Linked DNA regions of Homo sapiens: region 1 is linked to region 2. A link is a loop called in an ENCODE intact Hi-C map of the cell type or tissue named here. Cell type or tissue: PC-3. All regions are shown on one strand. Each heading gives the region's core, and the rest is flanking DNA. Links, peaks and the distances in the headings are about the cores only. Region 1 overlaps DGKB (diacylglycerol kinase beta). Region 2 has its middle 22 kb from the start of DGKB.

Evidence for each region. A loop is a pair of places that touch in the nucleus more often than their neighbours do. Peaks named below come from ENCODE experiments on the same cell type or tissue, not always from the same donor. Only the 100,000 strongest peaks of a DNase experiment are listed, where the experiment ranks them.
Region 1: a loop joins it to region 2, with 2.9 times the contacts of the local background. A loop is called at or near these places in 2 of 110 quality-filtered maps.

Annotation. Positions count from the first base shown.
Region 1 is chr7:14,757,289-14,766,484 of GRCh38, reverse strand. It overlaps DGKB (diacylglycerol kinase beta), which reads left to right. Exons shown (of 26, transcript NM_001350709.2): 3 at 8,754-8,830. Among named protein-coding and RNA genes, the nearest start is that of DGKB, 140 kb to the left of the region's middle. In PC-3, for the core only: no CTCF peak of the experiment used is centred there; a DNase peak (open chromatin) is centred at 4,784; H3K4me3 peaks cover 1,231 bases; H3K27ac peaks cover 4,122 bases.
Region 2 is chr7:14,920,542-14,929,737 of GRCh38, reverse strand. It overlaps a transcript of DGKB not described here. Among named protein-coding and RNA genes, the nearest start is that of DGKB, 22 kb to the right of the region's middle. In PC-3, for the core only: a CTCF peak has its summit at 5,133 (motif pointing right); no DNase peak of the experiment used is centred there; H3K4me3 peaks cover 276 bases.

The DNA of each region.
Region 1 (9,196 bases), core at 781-8,780, 160 kb after region 2:
CTTATTGGCAAGTTTATCCCTCCAATTGCTCAAATCTACAACTCTGGGACTCTTGACACATTACTGTCACAACCCATATCCAATCAATAAGGAAATTCTTTTGGCTCTACTTTCAAAATAATTCATCTTTCCTACTCCACCACTAACACCTCCATGCCATCACATCTCTATACTGCATTGATATAAGATTGTCTTAATAATGTATTATGTTTGTAATCTATCTTCTTGCACTAGAATACAAACTATAGGATTAGGCATATTTTCTGTTTTGTTCAATGATATATTCCAATAGTTGGAACAGTACTTGTTCTAAACTCAATAGGTGGCTTGAGAATATTTGAAAGAATGATTAAGAAGTCATAGCTGCAGGCTTTTTATTTCCGTTCTTTATCTCCAGATTTGTCTTTAAAGACCTATTTATTGTTTCTAAAGTACAAATAATCACATATAGATTGATTCATTAATTATTGCTTATCAGAGCTGAATGTTAGCATTCTTTCCCAACTCCACATTAATGATGTCATGTGGGAGGCTTGAAATTGTCATGGTGGAAATATTTACAAGACAGCAATTGGCAAACACTACAGTAGGCACCCTTCACATCCCAAAGAGTTGTTAAACATTTACCAGCACACTATTGGTCCACACCAGTCAATTCTGTCCCTAATAGTATCTCTTAATTAGCAATTATGTTTTCAATAGAAGTTTTTAGTTATAGTATAGATGAGTGGCTCGAAGGCAAGTATACTCTTTTTCTTAATGTATTTTCTACACAATAAAATACGTATAAAGGTGGAAATTATTTCATAGGTTCCTAGTGTCTGGATAGGGTTGCTGGCTAAATTAGCAGATATTTGTCTATCAAAACAAATGACTCTTACAAATATTTTGTGCAAGGCATTGGATTAGATTCATACATCAAAACATTAGATGTAGATAGATGAAGGAGTAAAAATTACCAGCAAATACAAGAAAGAGTTAATAAAAACTGATGTTTAAGAGGATTAACAACGATAATAAATATGAAAAGGAGAAAGGAAATTTTCTTCATGTTCTCAAATCTGTAGTCATTTTGGAATTAACTAGTTTTTATTTTTGCTAAGTAGAAATACTTATTGCTATATGTGTAACAGGTTGCTCAAAGATATTATGCCCATTATCTTTTTAAGCTAACGATGATCCCAAATGCTTAGCAGGAACAAGTAGAGAGTGACTTGCACTCAGAGCAGCTTAAAGGATTTTCCCAGAATCCTGTGGTGAGCCTGGAGCAAAGACCTGAATAGAGGGTTTGGTTTTTGTACAGCTTTTCCCACTGTAGCAGTATCATTAGAATATTATTTTTAGGATTTTAAAAAATCCAAGTGTATAGATTTCAAATAGCATATAAACTGCTACAATATGGCTGTTATTATTTTTAACAATAGTTCCATATTTCTTTTTCAATCTCTTTGTACTTTTATGAAAATTCTCACACAAGTAGATAAAAACTTCTGTTTCTTATTGACTAGTTCTCTAAATCTCTTATTCTATAGTCCTGTAGGTATTTATTTTCTGCTGCTGGCTCTAAGTAGAACTTCTTTTATATCATCTGGGGAATTTCATTTAATGACAATATTATTTTCTGGATCTCTCTGCTGGATTCCAAAATGCTATTTTTGCTATTGTGACCTAAGGTGAGAGTAAATAAATCTTTAAATAAAATGTTCTCATGAGGTTTTTTTTTTCTTCCCTAAAAGAAGTTCCCCGTGTAGCAATCAGACAAAATATATATTCATACATAGGAAAATTTAGCAGGATAAAAATTGCTGATTAACTCTCACTTTCTTTATGCATGTATTTAAGGATCAGAGCAGTGATTAATTCCATCTCAGCTGCATATAAGACTCAACTGAGAGCCTTTTTTAAAGGTCCTCATGACTAGCCAGTCATGGAGATGTAGGCTAATTAAATCTGCCTCACTGTGTTTTGAGTGCAAACATCAGTGTATATTAAAAGATCCCCGGATGATCCTGATATGGATCCAGGTTTGAGTATTACTGGGTTAAATGAAGATAAAGCACTATTTCACTACTTTTAAGTACTATGTAGCTAAGGGAAACTTTATGAAATGTAACATTGGACTGAATGCTACTATGTTGTCTGCACAACAATTAATACAATTTAACTATACAATTATACAATTAAATTATATAAATTAATTATAACTTTAACATTGACATAATTGATAAAGATTTTTCTAATTTAAATACTTAGCATTAATGCGTCTGCACATTAATGCTAGCTAAGTATTTAAATTAGAAAAATCTTCTCTTTAAACAGTTGAAGTTGCAGAGCCCTCTCTACTACAGGGTTAATATAGTTCCTGAAAAAATGCTTTTTTGCTGAGCACAGGAAAAGTCTTCTATACCACGAATATCTTTTGTGATAAGAGGAAAAAGCTATGTGGGGAGGCTTAGATTTTAAAGGAAACTTTTGAAAGCACTGAATTGAGAGACCCGAAAGATGACTTTTCCATGGTCCCATTGAGCCTCTCTCACTTTGTAAAAACTATCATATTAGCCTGGAAAACCAATATCTCTACTGAACGTGGGAAACATGGCACTATTTTGGTTAAAAACAAAAACACCAGATAATGAACTTACAGTCAGTCCACTAAAAACACATTATTTACAAAAATGACAAATGCATTTTGTAAGTTGGGTCTTAGCTTTAACAGTAGAATATATGATAGTCTTCTCACAGCAGCTATGACTACTATTTAGGTGGCAAAATTATTGGCCTTGATCTTTAAAATATATTTACTGTATAGGAGTTTGAATCACTACTGTACATTCTTTTGGCTGTGTGATTTTAGCTGTTGTAATAATGAGGTTCCTAAGCCAAATTATAAACTTGTATTTGTTCTTTTTCCAAAGTGACGAGAATGGGTTTGGGTCATATACAATAGCTTGAATCATTATGTGAAACTTTTTAGCTGTGTGATCCTAAGTAGGTAATAATTTCCTTAACTTTGATTTCTTCATGTGTTAAGTGGAGTGAATATTTGTTAACATTATTGTGAATTTTAAATGAGATAATAGAACACTTTGCAAACTCTAAAATGCTCATGCATTCAAGCTATAATTAATAGTGTTACTAGTGCCCAATGCACAAATGAGATGTAGATTCTGAGAGAGTTATTATGGGGTGTCCCATGGAGGATGAGTTACAACCTACTGTGTTTGAGGAGGTCCTGAGAGATTTTGTGGATAAGTTGACAGATAAACCATGCCATACATTATGTTGAACTTCACTCAACATTGGCGGGATTCCTGAGGAAAAAAAAATCATCAGCAAAAGAAGAGCTCTAAAATCATGGGATGATGGGATGCCTTCACAATTGGATGAATGGATATTGAATAGTAAATATGGAAGATACAGAAAATAACTGTTGGAAGATAGATTTGGATCATATTTTGACACACCTATGGTGCCAAGAGGAGGAGTTTGTGCTTCAATCCAAAAGCAACAGGAAACAGTTGAAGGGTGATGATTTGTTTAAAGTCACATTTAGGATGAAATAAAGGAACAAGGATTTATTGGGCACCAGACACTTTGCTAGACACAGTATTGCCAGATCCCTATCATTATTCTAATTTTAAATATTAGAAAACTGAACCATAGAGAGGTTAAAAATATGCCCAGGGACATTCAGCCAAGCATTCTGGAGCCAAGATTCAAATCTAAATCTAGCTGGCTTTAAATCTCTCCGTTACTTCATGGGGCCTTTGAGATTAATCTGACAAGTATGTGTTGAGTTTTTTGGAATAAAGAGACAAAGAGGCAGGAAAATCACAAAGGAGACTCACTCAAGATGTAACAGATGCCTAAAGAGATGTGAGAGGAACTAAGTGTTTCATTTTTCATGTAGTACTTTTTATGATCTATTTGCATTTTCTAAACGTTACCAAATGCTATTAGTCATTTATTTATTTTCAATTCAGACTAATGTAAAGGGTCTTTAATTTTTCTTGAAAATCGTTAAAAATTCTGAACATTTTAAAAGTAAATAAAAATTTAACGTTGATCCCTAAAATGTAGTTCATTTAACTCTCATGGCATTGTTTATTACATGACTCAGCCGAAATGAGAAGATTGACAGGGTGTGTGCATTTTGGGGGGCCCCTGGAATTACTCAAGTACCAGAGCAGGTGATAGAAAGGTAAAGTATAGGAGAAAGTCAACTCATCTCCCCATAAACATTTTCTTTGTTCTTTCCCAGCTCATTCCAAGAATGTTTGCTTAATAAAACACCTCCCGCTTTCATGCTCAGTACCATTTTCAGCTCTAAGTTGATTCTGACAGTGATGAAAAAGACAGCCCATTGTCTCAGCTGTAGTTATTGGTATAGTATTAAATTACTTGCTGGGAAAATGGATATGTTAGTCAAAGGGCAGTAATTTGTATTCACTGTTGTTTTCCAAGTATCCTGCCCTGCCAGTCAAGCCAAGCATAGGAACCTCTGAAATTAGCCCCATGTTTCAGAATTTCCCCAAGTCATACCCCTCCTTTGCTTTCCAGGAGACCCAATCTTTTGTGCTGCGCATCTGTCCAGCTCCCTTATCCCAAGAACTAAACCTGCTGTTTTCAACCTGGCTGCTCAGCACTGGGCTGCCTAGCACTTCACTGGCCAATCTTCCAGGTTCTTTCTCCCATTACAGACATGTATTTACTAAACTGATCTCCAAGCTCACAGCTGCCTGCCTGGCTGGCTGCTTGCCTGGATTTCTCAGCATTGCTCAGCCTAGTATCTGTCACTGTGCTCTTTCCCGAAGCTCTATTATTAGCTGAATTATGACTGAGGCCACGTCTTACTATCTGTTCATCCAGGTATAACTTCCTCTGTTTATTTTGTCCTAGAAGGCAGGTCAGGCCTAGTTATAGATCCTTTCCCCTCTCCACTGCCCCAGTGTAGTTTTGGACAGAATGTAACTCAGAGTTGGCACAATAAAAAAGATAGGAATGTTTATGGTGATAGGCCATAGGAAGAAATTTGGACAAGCAGTTAACTTACAAATAAGATAAATGTGTGTTCCCCCCAAAAGAAGGTAAAACATAGCAGTAGGATTTTCACAACCTAGTGCAATTTGGGTGTCCAAGAAGACATGTAGATAATTCATGTAAAAACAATGCTGTTGAAAGGTTATGGATATCCTGAACTCTCTGGTGTTCCATGCGCAAATCCTTATCTTTAGAAGATTGACCGGTCAAATCAGGGCCTCAGCCTTAGAGAAACTGGGCCCAAGAAATGTTATTGAGACAGGAATACAAAAACAAGATAATGCTCCAGTTTCCAAACTAGATTGTAAAGTGGAGATCAGGTCATAGTTAAACTTCAAATATTAAGATATTAGAACTGGAACTTGAGAATTGGAGAGGCAGTGAGTTGAATTGATAGTGATTCATCTGAATATCAACTAGAGCACTTTAAATTGTCTCAGACCAAGTCATTGTTGAGCCCTAGTTCATGGAAAGGGCAGTCATATATCTAGAGGTTTTTGGCTGTTAATTTAGCTCATGATTTCTCTACTAAGAATATTCAGTATAAACTATGACCAGTACACTAATAAAATATTGTAGGAATAATTTTATGAGCTTTCCCCTTCTCTGAGTCATTTATAAATAATTACTGAATATGTTTTTTACTCTCATAGAAACCTGAAACGAAAAGGCCATCTAAGCAGTGTCTCTAAAGTTGTGGGGCAGGCCTATGTGGGAGAAACCAAAATTGTTTTCTCCGCCTTCCATTTTATCATTGGCCTAAGATATGGTTAAAATAAACATAGTCTCTCGAGATATGATATTCCAGAATGTATGCATCTGTGTATGTGTGTGTCTCTGTGGGTCTGCACAGTATGGGTTGCATCTACGATTATGGATAAAAAGAAGTAAAAGCAGTTCTGCTAACTTAGAATAGTGCCTTATTACCCACAAAGAAGAATTTGAGAATAAGGGGTCAGCTTCATGTCTCTTTTTGATATGCAGTTTGGTCTCTCTCTGCAGTGTAAGTGTCTAACAAAGTACATATAGAAGCAATTATTGTAATTTTTTGCCATTTAGGAATAGCTCTGATTAATTTAATCTCAATATTTATTGCAATGCTATTGTTTCAACTTTGTGATGAAGTTGAAAGTTGTGCTAAAATGAAAACACACATTTTCTGCCCGAGAACAACCTCCAATCTAGCAAGGGACATGACATAAAAAATTAACTCTGATCACAATATGGAAAATGCCAGCAAATTATACACCAAAAAGGAAATACATAGGAAGCTGTATAGGCATCAAGCAAATGTGCGTACACACACACCCCCCAGAGGATGTCCACAACAAAAAGACAAACCGTCCAATTAAAAAATGGTCAAAGAACTTGAATAGACATTTTGCCAAAGAATATACAAACGACCAATAGGCATATAAAAAGATGCTCAGCATTATTAGTCATTAGCGAATGACTAATCAGATGTGAGTCGAATCATTTCACATCCACTAGGATGGCTGTAACAAAAAAAGGGTTAGAAAATAACAAGTTTTGGCAAGGATATAGAGAGACTGGAATCCTTACACCTTACTGGTGGGAGTGTAAAATGGTGTAGCTGTTGTGAAAATCAATTTGGCAGTTCCTCAAAACACTAAACATAGAGTTACTGTATGATCTGGCAATTTTACTATCAGGTATATAGCCAAGAGAATTGAATTATATGTTTATACAAAAACGTGTACACTTGAATGTTCATAGCAGAATTCCTAACAGCCAAAACCTGGAAACAAGTTGAATGTACATCAGCTGATAAATAGATTTATTAAATGGAGTATATTCATTATAATGGAATATTATTCAGCTATAAAAAGGAGTGAAGTACTGATACATGTTATAACATGGAAAAACCTTGAAAACACTAAGCTAAGTGAAAGAAGCCAGACACAAAGGAAACATATTATATGATTCAATTTACATGAAATATCCAGAATAGGCAAATCCATAGACACAGAAAATAGGCTAATGATAGCCAGAGGTTAGAGGGGAGAAAATACAGGGAGTGACTGTTTAATGGGCATAAGGTTTCTTTACAGGGTGATGAAAATGTTATGGGATTAATCAGAGGTAATGATTGCACAACATCATGAATATGCTAAAAATTACTGAATTGTACACTTTGAAATTGTTAATGTCAATTTTATGTGACACGAATTTTATCTCACTTAAAAGTACTGTTTCACAGGCTGAGCACGGTGGCTCATGCCTGTAATCCCAGTTCTTTGGGTGGCTAAGGTGAGTGGATCACCTGAGGTCAGGGGTTCGACACCAGCCTGGCCAACGTGGTGAAACCCTGTCTCTACTAAAATTATAAAAATTAGCCAGGCATGGTGGTAAGCCCCTGTAATCCCAGCTACTTGGGAGGCTGAGGCAGGAGAACCGGTTGAACCCAGGAGATGGAGGTTGCAGTGAGCCAAGACTGTGCCATTGCACTCCAGCCTGGGTAACAAGAGCGAAACTCTATCTATCTATGTATCTATCTATCTATCTATCTATCTATCTATCTATCTATCTATCTATCTATTGTTTCACACACATACACAAACCCACAGAATTTACAATATAAAGAAAGGAAATGGTACATTCCAAGTAAAAGTACAATTCACAAAATATAGGCATTATATATTCAATGGGCATCTATGAGAGAGTTTTCTAGCAGGATGTTTCAAAAGCTAATTTGTGAATTAGTTTTCTGGAACTGGGAAATATTTTGTGGTAGTCCAAGTATCACTGACTCTTAGGGAAGGTCAACAAGAATTATATTCAATTGGTAGCCAATAATTTTCCATGCTCTGTTCCATAAAAGAAAACTGGGAAATCCATGTATTTCCTACATTTTAATTTTGAGGTTTTTTCATTATTATTCAAACTTGATTAAATATTTAGATGACTTACCCATATTTGTTAGCTATTATTTCCTTCTAACTTAAAAATGCGTTGTAATTCTGAGATTTCTAAATCAAAAATTATATTTCAATAAGTATAATGAGCATATTTTAGTAGACTGAATGTATATATCTATATCATATTAATGTATTTAACTTTAATTGTAATACTGATAATTCTTTTATGACATTATTTTATTAACTTAAAATTTCTTGTCACCAACTAATAAGATGAAAGGTTTAAAAATAATAGTACTTTTGAAGAAAATAATTTATAATTCTTTTGGTAATATGTCTAAGCTTTGTTTCTTCATTGAATAGGGTAAGCTTTAATTTATACATAACAAAACTAAAATGTTATTCGTAATGCATATATAGGGTAAAATATGTGACACAACTAAATTAAAGCTTACTTACTAAAACTTTAATTACTAAAGTAGGCTTTAGTTTAGTTGTGTTATGTATACAGAGAAAATTCTCCTTAAAAATATCTACAGATACTAAAATCTATAGCGTCCCTCTAAATGGATTCACCATTGAGGCTTAGCTACCCATATTTTTCTTATCCAGCTGTATTGTTTTTATTTAATGCAGTGATCTTTTTGCTCCTTTGCAATTTCTTTTCCAATTAAATAGCCTTTCAAAAATGGCAAGAGATATTTTATGTGTTGGTTTTTAAATTTAGTTTCTGCTGATGCTTATTTACATTTTAAGTGGTCTCTGTTTCTGGACTGGGCTACACAACCACAGTATGTGCATATAAACAATTTTTGTGTTTTCTGTTTTTTATAGATTCTACAAAGAAATTAAAGGATGTTCTTGAAGAATTCCATGGTAATGGTGTGCTTGCAAAGTATAATCCTGAAGGGGTAAAACTTCTTTTTCTTTATATCAGTTTCGTATATATGCTTGGAAGAGGGTATTTCTTAATAAACAATTCTTGGAAAAATGTATGTGTGTGTGTGTGTATGTATATGTACACATATACATTATATATGTATGATACAGATGTATGTATATGTGTATGTGTGTGTATATATATATATATGCACACCATAAACCATTTACCATGTATCATAACATAAACAAAATGAAGTTCATAATGCAGTGCTATTCTAGAAGATATATTAAATGTTGTACATTTTTCGTTCAAATAACTCTTCTATATTGTATGCTTGAAAGAATATGAATCATTTAAGTGTAGCGTTGGTTCTTTTCCTAGAAGTCAGGAAACA
Region 2 (9,196 bases), core at 884-8,883:
AATGGGACTTAAGTAAATTAAACAGCTTCTACACAGCAAAGGAAATAATCAACAGAGTGAACAGACAGCCTGCAGAATGGAGGAAAATATGTGCTAACTGCATTCTACAAGGGTCTAATATCCAGAATATACAAAGAACTCAAATAACTCAACAACAACGAAACAAATAATCTTATTAAAAAGTAGGCAAATAAGATGAATAGACATTTTCCAAAAGAAGGCATACAAATGGCCAACAGGTATATGAAAAAATGCTCAACATCACTAACCATCAGAGAAATACAAATTAAAACCACAACCTTACTCCGATCAGAATGGCTACTATTAACACATCAAAAAATAACAGATGTTGGTGAGGATGCGGAGATAATGGAACATTTATACACTGTTGATGGGAAAGTACTTTAGTACAACCTCTATGAAAACAGTGTGGAGATTTCTCAATTAACTAAAAATTGAACTCCCAATTTATTCAACAATCCCACTATTGGTTATCTACCCAAAGGAAATAATATCGTTATACCAAAAAGATATCTGCACTCATATGTTGATGACAGCATTATTCACAAGAGCAAAGCTATGGAATCAACCTAAGTGTTTATCAATGGATGACTGTATAAAGAAATGTGATGTATATACACAATGTAGTACTAGACTGTATAAAGAAAATGTGATATGTATGTGTGTGTGTGTGTGTGTGTGTGTGTGTGTGTGTATACACAATGCAGTACTTTTCAGCCATAAAAAAGAATGGAATTATGTCTTTTGCAGGAACAAGCCATTATCTTAAGTCAGTCTCAGAAAGATAAATATTGCATGTTCTCATTTGTAAGTTAGAGCTAGATAATATGTACAGATGGATGTCAAGTGTGGAATAATAGACAATGGAGACTCAGATGGATGAGGGAGTAGGAGGGGGATGGATGATGAGAAATTACTTAATCGGTACAATATACATTATTCTGATGATGTATATCCTAAAAGCCCTAACTTCACCCCCATGCAATCTACACATGTAAAAAAGTATTGCACTTGTCCCCCATAAATTTATGCAAATAGAAATATTAAAATAAAATAAATAAAAAATGAACATACACACAAAAAGAAACTGTGTGATTCTGTTTTGACAGGAGGTCACTGATGACATTCTTAAAAGCAATTTCTCTGACAAATTGCACACAGATTGCAGATAACAGTAGGATGAGGCACTGGAGAAGTTAATATAGCATGTGTATATCACTAATTAGGGAAAAAGTATTTATTTGTGAAAGAACAGAGAAATTCTGTAACATAAAAATATGTGTGATCAGAGATTATTTTTGAGTGAACAGAGGAAACAAGATATATATTTGTTCATTATTTTGAGAAACTAAAGTGAAATTCTGAGAAAATTTTAGTAAAATCAATGTATCAGTAGGATAACTAGGTATTTAGATGGTTAAAGTTTTTTGAATATTTGAAAATTCCTTGTGTCTCCATGATTACAACTAAATAGATTTCTATAAACTCATGCACTAGGATGCAAGCTCTACAAGTTCAGGGCTGTTTGTTCACATCTGCTCATTAAATATCTGTTGAAAGAATCTATATTTTAGCATATTTATCTTAAATCATAAATAGAATTTTAAATGTATTTTGTTTTCAAGTTGAAAAGACTTATATTTAATTAGATTTTTCAAATTCACAGACTATTTCATTAGTTACACTTCTCATGTCATCTAGATGTAGCACTATGAAGGGTACATTTGTAGTAACTATCTTGCCTTTTTATAGACTTGCTCAGAATTTACTATAAATTGCATCCAAGATACTAGCCAATAATGTAATTCTTGTAAATTGAATCTTAACTGAGATCTCAAAATCAGAAATTTTAGAGCAGATTTTGCATATAAATATTTAGGAAAAAAGAAGATGCAAAATGTAAGTCAGCTGCTACTTTATGTACAACTTGTTATCATGTTTTGAAATATTCTTTTGATGATCCTGAGTTTGTTTTTCATTCTCTGATATTTTTCTATGAACATAGATATTGTAGCTTAAGGAGAAAATGAGGAAATGGTAATTGAAAAAGGTATATTTTTCTTCATAAAAAGCAGAAAACAATACACCTTTTTAAAAGTATATATAATTCAACCTTTATTTTAATATTTTTTGACCATGACTTCTGTGTTTAATACTGCCAGATTTGTGTAGGAGTTTGCTTTTTTTTGTATAGTTTTAAAATGTTTCAATTAGAGAGCTGATATAAAGCAAAGCAAAACAAAACCTACCTAGCATCCTCATAGATCAGGATGGATATTTTTTAAAAGATAAGGATAATGTGTGGTAGAACAGATGTTTTGCCATACCCACTTTCAGAAAGCAAACAAACAAAAAAGTTAAATAAAGTGTTTCAAACTTAAATCAATGAACTGGAAATAAAATTAATTCTTAGTGGTTCAAACTAAGGAAAGGGAGGAACTTCAAACTAAGGAAAAGAAGGAAGTCATAGTTAAGGAGACCATTCTAATGAACTACTGTCTCCTTATCCCTTAATAAAATCAGACCCCACAAATTCTAAATCATCATTTATATAGATAAGTAAAAGTATCTACCAGCCAACCACTCCAACAAGAAACTCCGAGAAACATGGCCTGTCTTGAAAGTTGATGCTTGGTGTAGACAAATAATCATCATCATCATCATTCCAGTGAATCTGTAAAAATAAACATGCTCCTTCAAGAGTCTGCAGCCCAAATTTTCACTAACCTGGTATTTCAAAACCGAAAGCTCAGAATTATATTCAAATGAAAGGGTCACCAGAACCCTTCCAACCAGATGGAAGCAAATACGAATCTTCTGTAGGGAACCACATTCAGCAAAGCATCAAAGGATTTCCATGGTAAATTTTAAAGGAAAATGAGCAGATTGCTGAAACTTACAAAACACAAAAAAAGAAAGCAGGCACTACCAACAAGAGCTAGAAGAAATAATTAATACCAGATTCACTTTCAGAGATATTACATGTTGGGTATATCAGAAATAAAATATAAAATACTTATGTTAAATATATTTAAAGAAATAAAAATAATTGTTGAGAATATGAGACAGCAGCACAAGACATAAAAATTGACCAATTAAATTTGTAAAAACAAACCAAAAACATAAAAAAAATCTTGAAATATGGGACTTCTGGTTCCATGACGATAGAGAAGCTTATTCTTCACAGATCCTCCCACTTACCACTAAAAAAAAAAACAAAAAACACTAAACATAATGCAAAGCAATGAGAAAAAAATAGGAAGATTCCAAAAGGTGGAAAAAAAGTAGGCTAGCTGTCTAGGAACAGCAGGACTTGAAAAATGAAACATTCGAATATTCAATCAAAAATGACTCATTATATATCAAAAGCAAGGGAAATCACAAATTAAATGAGAAAAGAAAGTCAACAGATGCCAATATGAAAATGAATCAAATGGTGTGGTTGTCTGACAAGAATTTTAAAGCAGCCATAATAATTTCCTTCAAAAAGCAGTGATAAGATCTCTTAAAACAAGTGAAAAAAATGTATGAAATGTAATCCATCACAGAAACAGTTTAAAGAAAAATCATGATTATATTAATAGATGCAAAAAAAGTGTTTGAAAAAAATCTATTCATGATAAAAACTCCCTGCAAACTAGGATTATAGGATTTTTCTTTCAATTTGGTAAAGAAAATCTACAGAAACCTACAGTTAACTTCATACTCAACGGTGAAAAACTGAATGTTCAAGATCAGGCAAGGATTTCTGTTCTCTCTACTCTTATTCAACACAATATCAGAACTTTTCTACCCACTGTGATAAACTGAAGAAAAGAAATAAAGACATGCATACTGGAAGTGGGGGGGGGACCCAATTATTCCTATTTGCAAATGACATGAAGGTCCACATAGAAAATCACATAGAAACTGAAAAACTAAACCAAACAATACCTTGGAACAATAAGTGAATTTTGCAAGGTTATAGGATGTAAGATCAAAATATAAAATAACTTGCATTTGTATATACTAATTATGAACATATGACAACTGAAATTAAAAACACAATACGATTTACAATTGCTCTAAAGAAGATGAAATATTCAGGTACAAATCTCACCAAAGACGTATAGAATATATATGCTGAAACTTAAAAATTTTTGATGCAATAAATCAAAGAAGACCTAAATAAGACATACCATATTCATGAATTAGACAACTCAACATAATAAAATCTATCAATACTCCATAAATTGACCTATAAGTTTAATCCCTTTCCTATAAAAATTCAAGCAAAGCCTTGCATCTGGAATACATTTTAAAAATCTCCAAACTCATCAGTAAAAATCAGGCAATCTGCCTAAAAATATGCGCAAAATACATGAACAGATATTCATCAAAGGAGATATACTGATGACAATTGCCATGTGACTCAATGGTTTTACTCCTCAGCATTAATCCCAGAGAAGTAAAGCACATGTTCACACAAAAACTTTTTCACTGATGGTCACAGTAGCTTTCTTTGTAATAGGCAAAAACTGGAAAAAACTTAGGTATCCTTCAGTGGACGAATAGTTGAACAGACTTTGGGGCAACCATATCATCAGATACTACTGGGCAATCAAAATGAAAACATTATTAATACATAAAAAACTTGAGTGAATCTATAGAGAATTGTAGTGAGTGAAAAAAGCCAATCATTATAAGTTACCTATTGTATGATTCTATTTATATAACAAATTTAAAAAGACAACATTTGAGAAATAGAGAAAACATCTGTGGTTGCCAGGTTGGGGACAGGGGAAGGAGAGAAGCTGTGCAGCAGGGAGGTTGATGTGATTATCAAAAGGCAACCTGAGGAATCCCCGTAAGTATATATAAATGTAATAAAATTGTAAAGTTTCCCATGAGAGGAGCTGGGTAAAGGGTACTTCAGTGTTTCTGTATTATATCTTATTACTGTTTGGGACTCTACAATAATCATAATAGAAAATTTAATTTTAAAAATATCATGCTGTGCCAAATTACACAAAATTCAATGATTACTATTGAAACAAAACAATCTAGAAATAAAAAAAAATTGGAAACCTTTGATGGATGAATTTTTATTAGATTAAACCTATCTGAAGAGGGCACTAGTGAACTATTAAGATAGATCTGACCAAGTCATCAAGAATGCAGCTCGGAGAGGAAAAATATGAGTTTCAGGATTGTAGAGTGAGAAAGAGTCTAATGGATATATCTGATTAAAACTGCAAAAGGAGAGAAGAACAAAAGTACCACAGAGGAAATCTCTGAAGATATAACACCTGAGAACTTTTTATAACTTTGGAAAGATTCAGGAACTCCATAAACTAAAAAGAGAAACCAATTTCATAGTGAAATTAGAAAATACCAAAGAAAATAGAATTTGCCTTCTAGGAAATCACAATTTGACTGACAGCTGAATCAATAGCAATATTAGAACGCGTAGGACAGTGGAATAAAAGCTTCAAACTGCCCAGAGAAAATACCTGTTTAGAACTGCATACCCAGCAAAAATATTTTTAAGAACTATAGAAAAATAAATACAATTCTATAACAAAAATAGAAATCCACAAAACCAAGAAACTAAACAGTTAGAATGAGGAGAGTGTCATTAGAGCTCAGTTACAGGTAGTTAGTAATCAAGACAGACCTGCCTTCTGCCTTCAGGTCATATTCAGAAACTTTATTGTGAGAATAGGACAAAGCTTTTTTTTTTTTTTTTTTTTTGAGATGGAGCTTCACTGTGTTGCCCAGGTTGGAGTGCAGTTGCTCACTGCAACCTCCGCCTCCCGGGTTCAAGAGATTCTCCTGCCTCAGCCTCCCAAGTAGCTGGGATTACAGGCATGCACCACCACACCCGGCTAATTTTTGTATTTTTAGTAGAAACAGGGTTTCCTCATGTTGGCCAGGCTTGTCTCAAACTCCTGACCTCAGGTGATTCGCCCGCCTTGGCCGCCAAAAGTGCTGGGATCACAGGCATGTGCCACCGTGCCCGGCCAGGACAAAGCTTTTATATAGAGGAGTTTAAAAAGATTTTGATGGTTGCTCCATGGAGAATGGATTGGAGAAATGCAAGAATGAATGCCAGATATCAAAAGGGATGAATACAATGTTTCAAGGAGGAAATAATGATGGTTTGAACTACAATACAGAAAAGGAAAAGGAGAATATATTTGAGATTATGAATTTCAAATAATTTTAGATAATTTGTCTTCTAACTTGCATATTCTACAAATAAGGAAACAGAGCTTTGAGTGGAAAAGTGACTTGTTTAAAAATCACAAAAGCATATAATCTCATTTATATGTGGAATCAACAAAAGACAATCTCATAAAAATAAATAGAAAGAGTCTCATAGATATCTGATTGGAGCTCCAAAAGGAGAAAAAGAACAAAAGTGCAATAGGGGAATAACTGAAGATATAACACCTGAGAACTTTTTATAACTTTGGAAAGATTCAGGAAGTCCATAAACTAAAAACAGAAATAAATATTATAGTGAAATTAGAAAATACCAAAGAAAATATAAATTGCCTTCTAAAAAATCACAATTTGACAGACAGCTGACTCAATAGCAATATCAGAACCCATAGGAGAGTGGAATAAAACTTCAAACTGTGTACCAAAAATACCTGTTTATAATTGGATACCCAGCAATTCTAGAAGAATGGTTACCAGAAGCTGTGGTGGAAAAGGAGGGATGGAGAAAGGGGAGATGTTAATCAAAGAATACAAAGTTTCAGTTAGACTGAAGGAATATATTTTAGTGCTCTATTGACTGCATAGTGATCACAGTAATAATATGTTGTCTATTTCAAAATTGCTGAAAGAATAGATGTTTCAATGTTCTCATCAGAAAAAAGGATGAGTTGGTGAAGTGATGGGTATGGTGTTTAGCTTGACTCAATGTATCTTCAATTTACACAGAGCTCAAAACATAACACTGTATCTCATAAATATACTCAATTATTATTGGTCAATTTCATAAGAGTTTTAAAATCACACAACTATTTAGTAGCAGAGAGAGGATAAAAATTCAGGTAACAATACTATCCTAGCTAACAACTTAGGATGTTCTTGGCTACACCATGCTGAAATGAAGCAAGTATATATGCTTCTGCCTCCTGTCTTCTAAACCCTGCTGTTATTCTATATCATTTTTGTAAAGAATTCCCCAACTTCTCTTTCTCAATCTCCATACCCACCATCTTTGAGTGACGGCACTATCTAAAGCAATGTAGTATGACAATATTTATTTTTATGAAGAGCCATACTACTCCCCTAATAAGTCTGATACACACACACACACACACACACACACACACACACACACACGATGGATACACATATATATGTAGACATATATACATACATAGTCTTCATGTTATACTAGAGACAGTGGGAGTATAGACGTACATGGCACCCCATCCCTGGAATCTATTAAATTAATCACCTACTCTCCCTTCCCTTTGTAAATGTCGTTGCTCTGGTTTAGCCTTTTTAATTATCTGCTTTGGTCATGGAAACAGTTTGTAATTGCTCTTCCATCTTGCTTTTCTTTCCATTTTTTTTCTACATCAATATTTATGAACATAATTCTACCTCTACTAAACAGCATGTTGCATAACATTAAGGAAAGACGCTCTTTGTCGAAGTCATCATTTTAGCATCTCTTCTGAAAAATGCACTTATTGTAGGGTTTTGGTAAAGATTTTTACAGTTCTGATTGAATGATAAGTAACAAATAGTTTGCAACATACCTCCTAATCAGAACACAGTGGATTGGGAAGATACTGAGGTTAAGAAAAGCTTTTCTATACTGCTACTGAAATGACTGTTTTAAAATGTAGATTTAATCACATTGTATCTTGCTAAAATTCCTTTGAAAGACATCCACAGTTTTTAGGGTAAGTTTCAAATTCCTTAGTATAGTTGTCAAAGTAATCTCTGGTTTAAGTCTTGCCTTCCACTCTTGGGCCCACAAAACACATTAGCCCAAGTTTTCTCAATTTCTGCCATGTTGACATTTTGGGTCAATTATTTTGAGGAGCTTTCCTGTGTATTATAGGATGGTTAACAGAATCCTTGGCCTTTACATATTTTATGTCACTAGCACTGCCTGTGCCCTAGTCATAACAATCAAAAACATTTGCAGACATTGCAAATTTTTCCTGGGGAGCAAAATAACCCTTGGTGGAGAACCACTGTGATACACAAACAACTTACATTTTTCACATGGGTTATGTTATTTTTCTAATGATGTTCGGTTTGGTATAGACATCACCTTTTAGGAATTAATACCTTTCAGTTTTTAGGACAATATTACCTTTGCAGAAAAATTAAGCAAGTAGTTCCGAATTTGTATATACCCTTCTCCTTCTCCATTTTGCCAGCACACATCTTGCATTCGTGTCCTACATCTCTTATAATTAATGAACGAATATTGGCACAATGTTATTTCATGCATCCACAATTACAGTTTCATGTAGAATAGTTTTGACACCCTAAAAATCTCACCTACTCACCACTTCCCCTCTCCCTCCAAAACCTCTGGAAACCACTGATTATTTTACTATCTCTCTAGTTTTGCCTTTTCGAAATGTCAGATGGGAGGAGGTGAGGATTGAAAAACTACTTATTGGGTACTATGCTCATTACCCAGGTGACAAAATAATCTGTACACCAACTCTTCACAACACACAATTTACCTATGTAACAAATCTGCACATGTGTCCCTGAACCTAGAGTGGGAATGGAAAATTTAAAGTGGGAATGAAAAAAAATTAATTTAAAAAGAAAATGTAATTTAGTATGGGAGTCTTTTCAGGCTTACTCAGAAAAATACATGTAAGTTTATTTATGTCTTTCCTTGGCTTCATAGCTCATTTCCCTTTATCACCAAATAATATTTCATTTTAGAGACGTACCCTAGTTTACTTATCTTTTCCTCTGTTGAAAAACATCTTGGTTGCTTTCAGTTTTTTGCAATTATGTATAAAGCTGCTATAAACATTCCTGTGAAGGGTTTTGTGTGGACATAAGTTTTCAACTCAGTTGGGTATATACTTAGGAGTGTGATTGCTGGATCATATGATAAGACTATGTTTAACTTTGTAAGAAACTGCCAAACTGTCTTCCAAAGTCACATTTACATTTTGTATTCCCACTA